Regions from separate parts of the Homo sapiens genome. Here region 1 is linked to region 2. Evidence: chromatin loops called from intact Hi-C (ENCODE). Cell type or tissue: CD14-positive monocyte. All regions are shown on one strand.

Region 1 (4,000 bases), 170 kb before region 2:
TTTTTATTGGTTGGTCTGCTTTTTTGTTTTGTTTGGTGAAGTTAAGTAACAGTAAACTAAAAGATGATAGCATTTTGTAAACACAAGATTTTAAAATGATCCTCATAGCCCCTCTTTCTTAGGGGAAATAATTATGATAATGATCTTCATGTTCTTCTTCATCTTCCCCTTGCTGGGGAATTTTTTGCTTCATTTTGAAATACTCTTACTATTCAGAGTTCTTCCTCACGAGTCTAGTTTTATTGTTCAACGTCACATAGAATGTCTGTTTTTTGTTTGTTTGTTTTGGGTTTTTTTGTATGTTTTGTTTTGTTTTGAGATAGAGTCTCTCTCTATCACCCAGGCTGGAGTGCAGTGGCACGATCTTGGCTCACTGCAACCTCTGCCTCCCAGGCTCAAGAGATTCTCCTGCCTCAGCCTCCCCAGTAGCTGGGACTACAGGTGTGTACCACCACAACTACCTAATTTTTGTATTTTTAGTAGAGATGGGGTTTCACCATGTTGGCCAGGCTGGTCTCGAACTCCTGACCTCAAGTGATCCACCCGCCTTGGCTTCCCAAAGTGCTGGGATTACAGGCATGAGCCACGGCGCCTGGCCAATGTCTGTATTTGAAAAAAATAATTGTTTTACTGTTGTTTTATACAGATATAGGAAACCTAAAATGATTTTTGTAGTAACCATTTCTTTTTGTTCTTCATAGTTTTTTACTCCAATGTTTATTCCTAGACATATAGTTTAATTTTGCTTATTTTGTTTGGTGATATATCTTTAAAGCCTCTTAATCTACAAGTGACAGAATGCAGGCCATTTAGCCCATAAAGTTTCCTAGAGCCTAGGTTTTACTGATGCTTATTCTCAGTGCAATTCAGCGTGTTTCTCTTTTCTCTATATTACCTAAATATTGGCATCTGGATTCTGAGGCTCGATCAGACTCAGGTTTGATCCCTGCAGCAAGATTAGTGGTGGTATTATGTTATTTTATCATAAGACACCTAATGTCTAGTTGCTTTTCTTTTGCAGTATTAACAGCTATTGATGTTCATTGCCTATATCTGTTAATTCATTGAAGTTGCAAAATGATATTCTAATTTTATCAAATCTTTTTCATTTATTAATTGGAATATTTTATAAACAGACACTGTCCCTCATCTGCTATTTGGTTATAAATTCTCTTTGGCTACTCCTTGATGCAGTTCATATAGGAAAAATAATGCCCAAATTTTGATCCAATTAAGTCTAGCAGTGTTATTGAAGACAGATGTCTCAATAATGCTCAAGAAAGTCTTATAAGGTATATGACTGAATGAACCATCGTAATTATCTTAGTATATCTTTTCTCAGGCTAAACATCCCAAAATCCTTCAACAGATTTCTATTTATCTCTGCTTCCAAGCCTTTGTTATCTTGGATGCTATATTCTGAACTCTTTACATGATAGTTTGTTGTTCCTTTTAACCAGGCTAAGGTACAATGCTAAGTGGAAAAAAAGCAAAATATATACCATATAATAGGTCTATACTAAATTCTACCAATGTGGGAGTATACTAAGTCTGTTACTTTCTTTGACCTATTATTTCAAAAACGAATCTGATTTTGTCTTAAATTCTTGATTTTTAAGTTCTTATTTTTTTACCTTTATGTATATGATTGACTTAACTTTTTTATTCACAAAGTCACAAAGTCCTCATTGCTAGTAACTGCTGCTCATATACCCCAAACATTCCGAATGGTTTCTTTTTTGTTGTTGTTGTTCAGAGGAAGAATAAAAATACAGATGGCCTAAAGAAAGGTATTTCTGGCTGGGCGCAGTGGCTCACGCCTGTAATCCCAGCACTTTGGGAGGCCAAGGCAGGCGGATCATGAGGTCTGGAGATCAAGACCATCCTGGCTAACACGGTGAAACCCCACCTCTACTAAAAATACAAAAAATTAGCCGGGCGTGGTGGCGGGCACCTGTAGTCCCAGCTACTAGGGAGGCTGAGGCAGGAGAATGGCGTGAACCCGGGAGGTAGAGCTTGCAGTGAGCCAAGATTGTGCCAGTGCACTCCAGCCTGGGCAACAGAGCGAGACTCTGTCTCAAAAAAAAAAAAAAAAAGAAGAAAGGTATTTCTTCTGTAGCCATTATTTCCCAGCAGACAGTTGTTGTGTAATATAAAATGCCTTCAAAACTTGTAGCTATGTCTCAAGGCTGCTGAGAGGTTGCAAAACTCTTTACTGTGTTTGCCACATGCTCAATCTTTTGATAAAGTCTCCTGTGAAATCTATTCAGATTGTATTACAAGTTAGCATTGAAAAAATTCCTGTCATATGTGGTCACAAATTTGCAGTCTTTTCTCAGTTGCTAAAAGCACATGTGGTAGTGGAATTAAGAGCCTTGTTAAACAGCTGCTGCCAGTGACTTCAAAGTGACATCTAGCCAGGACTGACAGTTATAGTAATTTCTATGTTAATGTGGCAAATTTAAAATATCAATAAAGGCTGGGCGTGGTGGCTCACGCCTGTAATCCCAGCACTTTGGGAGGCCCAGGCAGGTGGATCACTTGAGGTCAGGCGTTCGAGACCAGCCTGGCTAACATGGTGAAACCATCTCTAGTAAAAATACAAAACATTAGCCGGGCGTGATGGCCGGCACCTGTAATCCAAGCTACTTGGGAGGCTGAGGCAGGAGAATTGATTGAACCCGGAGGCGAAGGTTGCAGTGAGCCGAGATCACAGCATTGCACTCCAGCCTGGGCAACAAGAACAAAACTCCATCTCAAAAAAATAAATAAATAAATAAAATAAAATAAAACATCAATAAAGTTTTTCTTAACATTGGTAAATTGCTTTATGGACATGGAACTGATGAGATTATAGGTTTTATTGCCTTGACACATTTTCTAGCCAGTTATTTATAAGATATTTATTGTTGACTATTTCAACTGTAAAATTCAGGTATGAGATAAATTTTTTTCACTAAAATATTATGTGGCTGGTGTAGTATTTTGTATGTTCCATGTGCAGAATGGGGGCTTGTATACCAGATAAGGGAATGAACTTTCATATTAACTAGACAGCCTTTTAGTTAAATATATGCCATACTTGATTTTGTTGCTATTCCAACATTTGCTTGTGTGATTCCCAACTTTGCTTTCTAAATATGCCATACGTAAAGGATCTCTAGCAGTTTGTTTAATTTTATAATCAAAAATCTGTTGCTTCAGACCTGTTAATAATTGAGTTTCCATGATACGTAATTTTATTTTTCTATGCCATCATTGAATGTACTTTGACTTTGAAGACCTACTAGCTTTTGAAACCTATGAAATCTAAAGTCTGTTTTGTTTTAGGAATTAGGAAATTACATAGAAGTAGAAACTGTAAAATCAATCCCTTTATAAAAACTTGGTATTTAGGCCAGGTGCAATGGCTACTTCCTGTAATCCCAGCACTTTTGGAGGCCATGGCGGAAGGATCATTTGAGCCCAGGAGTTTGAGGCCAGCCTGGACAATGTGGTGAGACCCTCTCACTACAAAAATAAAGATAATTTTTAAAAAAGAGAATGTTAAAAAAATTCTTCTGGGAAGGATTGTAAAAAATAGAAAAAAAGACTTGGTATTTAAGAAGCTATAGGTTGGCATATATATGGCATTGTACCCTATTACTGAAATCTTCTGAAATTTCTTATGACATTTAAAAATTTTGCTAGCCTTCAGTGATTTAAAACATTAGAAAATTCTTCAAAAAAAGTTTTAAACAAAAGTTACATGAGCATTGCCTCAACTGGAATATGAATGGTATATTGCAAGAAATAAAAAATTCCAAGAATATTAACAATTTTTGGTATTCATTTGTAATATTAAAAAACTAAGTATAGAAAAAAATGATAGAATTTCTTCCCAAAATAGGATGGAAAATATATGAGAATTGATGAGCAGTGATGATAAGAATATATGAGCATATGAGCATTGCTTAATATAGTAACACTTTCTAAATTTCTAACTTTAGGTGATGGAATA
Region 2 (4,000 bases):
CTAAATCCGCTTTTTACTGAATGAAGTAATGTTTTAAGTGACATGTCATAGCCTAAAATTATTTCCAAATCTATTGCCTCACAGGGACTGTTAGCCCAACTTGTTTATGTGAAATCTTTATGAAAGTGAACTGACTTATAATTGTCAGGTACATTTGAAGTAAGAGCAAGACTTGAATTCCCAAAAGAAGTGTGGCAGTTTTAATTTATTTCCTTGTTAGGAAATGTAAAACTTAATTAGACCTTGGCTAGTTTCCCTGTAAGATCTAATTTATGGAGTTTGGTATAGTAGGTAAAACAGAATGATGGTTCTGTAAAGTGCACTCTGTCAAAAAATGAGTGCAGGCCAGGGACAGTGGCACAACCTTGTAATCCCAGCACTTTGGGAGGCTGAGGAGTTCCAGACCAACCTAGGCAACACAGTGGGACTCTGTCTCTACAAAAAATACTTTAAAATTAGCCAGGCATGGTGGCACACACCTCTAGTCCCAACTACTTAGGAGGCGGAGGCAGGAGGATCTCTTGAGCCCAGGAGGTTGAGGGTACAGTGAGCTATGATCATGCTACTGCACTCCAGCCGGGGTGACAGAATGAGACACTGTATCAAAAAAAAAAAAAAAAAAAATAGGTGGCGGGGGATGAGGGATGAGTGCGGCTCTATATAACGTAGAAGTTGAGGAACTTCAAAAAGATAGTCCCTTGTCCGGGCACAGTGGCTCACGCCTGTAATCCCAGCACTTTAGGAGGCTAAAGCAGGCAGATCACCTGAGGTCAGGAGTTCAAGACGAGCCTGGCCAACATGGGGAAACCCCGTCTCTACTAAAAATACAAAAATTAGCCTGGTGTGGTGGTGGGCACCTGTAATCCCAGCTACTCAGAAGGCTAAGGTGGGATAATTGTTTGAACCCGGGAGGCAGAGGTTGTAGTGAGCCAAGATCACGCCACTGTACTCCAGCCTGGGCGACAGAGCGAGACTCCGTCCCCCTCCAAAAAAAAAAGACATTCCCAATCATAAATGCCTTCCCCACTGGCCAGTTTCTGTGATTCAGAGTGTTGGCACAGCATAGCTGGGTTCTCTGCTTAGGATCTTAACAAGGATGAAATCGCAGTGTTGTTGGGGGGCCTTCATTTTCATCCGGAGTTCAGGGTCCTCTTCAAAGTTCTTTCCTGCTGTTGGCAGAATTCAGGTCCTTTCAGTTGTAGGACCAAGGATTCCTTTTCCTTGCTGGCTGTTGGCCAGTCATTGCTCTCAGCAGGTGACTACAGCTCCTTGCCACCAGGCCCCTCACAGCATGGCAACTCACTTCTTCAGAGCCAGCAACAGAATCTCTCGCCTCAGTCTGCTAAGATGGATTCTTACATAACATAGTTATGGGACTGACTAGCCCATCACCTTTCTCATATACAGTAACCTCATCACAGGATTATCGTAGTCACAGGTTCTGCCCACCTGAGGAGAGGGGATTACACAGGATATGTGGACCAGAGGGTGGAAATACTGGGCGGGGGGCACGTCAGAATTCTGCTCAGCACACCAGCCATCATTTTAGAAACCTACACCTTTGGTTTTATTATTCTGAAGATAGGGACATTTAAACTGATTTAAATTTTAGGGCTGGAAGATAACTTAAAAATCATTTTGTTTAAACCCTTACTTTGTTTTTTGGTTTTTTGTTTGTTTGGTTGGTTTTTTTTGAGACAGTCTTGCTCTGTCACCTAGGCTAGAGTGCAGTGGCATGATCTCAGCTCACTACAACCTCCGCCTCCTGGGTTCTAGTGATTCTCCTGTCTCAGCCTCCCAGTTAGCTGGGATTACAGGCACACACCACCACGCCCAGCTAATTTATATATTTTTAGTAGAGACAGGGTTTTACCATGTTGGCCAGGCTGGTCTTGAACTCCTGACCTCAGGTGATCTGCCCAGCTCGGCCTCCCAAAGTGTTGGATTTATAGACGTGAGCCACTGTGCCCGGCCTGCTTGTTTTTAACATTCATAAAGGGAAATGACTTGCTGAAATCACAGACCAGAAGTTCAGGTTCAGCGACTTCCACACCAGGGTTCTCATTAGTACCCTGGCACCTACTGCTGCTAGAAGGACCTAGAGAATTACATCGAGGACTCAATGCTTTTATGTGATGCCGGAAAGTGGGGCAAATTCACAGCAAGAATGTAGGGAGAGCATCCCCCAGACAGCCAAGACATGGCAGGAAGGCAGGAGTGTCACAAAGACATGTAAGGAAGAGATTACAACAGGAAAAAAGCTCCTATTTTATAAATTCTTTTAAAGTTTGTGGGAGGCAAGCTCTTGCACTTCAGTTCATCATTACATTTGGTAAAAACATTTATATGTGAAGAGGAGTGTTGGCCAGGATTCCATTCATTTAAGACAGAGTCATCAATTTTTAAAGTAAAATTATTCATGATGTAGGCAAGGAAGCTCAAATTCTGAAATAAATGTTTGCTTTATGAGGCATTTTCTCTGCAGAGGCCTGGTTTATTTTCCCAAATTTAAAGTCACTTAGCAATTCTAAAGATTGATTCTGGCTTATGATCACTTTGAATATATTATGATTTAGTAAAATTAGGTAAGTGCCCTAAGGAGGAGGAGAGCTGCTTTAGGGATTCATGATTACCATCATGAATTACATCACAAAGAGAAGAGATGGGGGTAGGATAAACTGTTAAAGCATCCACATAAATAGATAAGGAAAGACAAAATCAGCCAACATTACATCCCACTGAGAAAAAGATCAGAAAAAGAATGATTACTAGAATTACATCAATATCGGGAAAGTGTAGAGGGAGTATTTATTATAAGCATTGCTTCTTTGGGGGTTTCAAGGTTTACTACCTTGAGAAGCCTCGGAAGGTTTAATAAGACACTGTGGCTGGGCCCAGTGGCTCATAGCCTATAATCCCAGCACTTTGGGAGGCCAAGGTGGGTGGTTCGCTTGAGCCCAGGAGTTCAAGACCAGCCTGGGCAACATGGTGAAACCCCATCTCTACAAAAAAATACAAAAATTAGCCAGGCATGGTGGCGCGAGCCTGTAGTCCTAGCTACTTCCGAGGCTGAGGCGGGAGGATCATTTGAGCCCAGGATGTTGAGGCTGTGGTGAGCTGTGCCCTCACTACTGCACTCCAGCCTGAGCAACAGAGCAAGACCCTGTCTCAATTAAAAAAAAATTTTTTTTTAATAAAATTGTTTAAAAATGCAAAACCTAGCCAGGTGTGGTAATCCACACCTGTAGTCCCAGTTACTAGGGAGGCTGAGGCGGGAGAATCAGGAGCCCAGGAGGCAGAGGTTGCAGTGAGCCATGATCTTGCCACAGCACTCTAGCCTGAGCAACAGAACCAAGACCCTGTCTCAAAAAAACAAACAAAAAAGACACTTGTAAAGGTGACTATTTAGTCTTTAATTTCAACAAACTGAATTTAAATATATCAGTTACTCTCAGTTTAGCCATCAGAGATTCAGACTCTGTTATAGCTGACCCCCACAGACCACAAAGGAAATAATTTTTTAAAGAGAAGGGGAAAAGGTACCTTCTTCTCAAGATTGAGATAAGAATAAATAAGGAACTGGTTAAATAAACAAGGAAATTATGATCCATCCTGTCAGTGGAATACTATGCAGCTATTGAAGGAAGCTGCTCATGTCCATCTGGAATTATTTCTAAGATATGTTGTTAAGTGAGTAAAGCAAAACAATATTTAGTACACCACCATTTTGTGGGAAAAGGGAAGAAGCGAAGAGTACATATTTGATTTTATATCTACAAAATATTTCTGGGGAAACTAGTGACATTGATTGTCTCTGAATGACTGGGTGACTGGGGTATAAGGTTGGGAGAGAGACTTCACCCCTTTTGTACCATTCAAATTTTGAAGCAGATGACTATATTAGCGAATCAAAAACATCTTTTTTTTTTTTTTTTTGAGACAGGGTCTTGCTCTGTTGCCTAGGTTGGAGTACAGTTGTGCAGTCATAGCTCACTGCAGA

Evidence for each region. Hi-C counts contacts between places; a loop is a spot of excess contacts. Peaks named below come from ENCODE experiments on the same cell type or tissue, not always from the same donor. Only the 100,000 strongest peaks of a DNase experiment are listed, where the experiment ranks them.
Region 1: it touches region 2 in a loop (2.6-fold over the local background); 10 of 110 quality-filtered maps call a loop at or near these places.

The regions. Positions count from the first base shown.
Region 1 is chr10:72,551,331-72,555,330 of GRCh38, reverse strand. MICU1 (mitochondrial calcium uptake 1) reads left to right here. Exons shown (of 12, transcript NM_001195518.2): 4 at 3,990-4,000. Among named protein-coding and RNA genes, the nearest start is that of MICU1, 73 kb to the left of the region's middle. In CD14-positive monocyte, no CTCF peak of the experiment used is centred here; a DNase peak (open chromatin) is centred at 2,190; H3K27ac peaks cover 2,079 bases.
Region 2 is chr10:72,383,182-72,387,181 of GRCh38, reverse strand. All of the region lies in intron 10 of MICU1 (mitochondrial calcium uptake 1), which reads left to right. Among named protein-coding and RNA genes, the nearest start is that of DNAJB12, 30 kb to the right of the region's middle. In CD14-positive monocyte, no CTCF peak of the experiment used is centred here; no DNase peak of the experiment used is centred here; H3K27ac peaks cover 2,477 bases.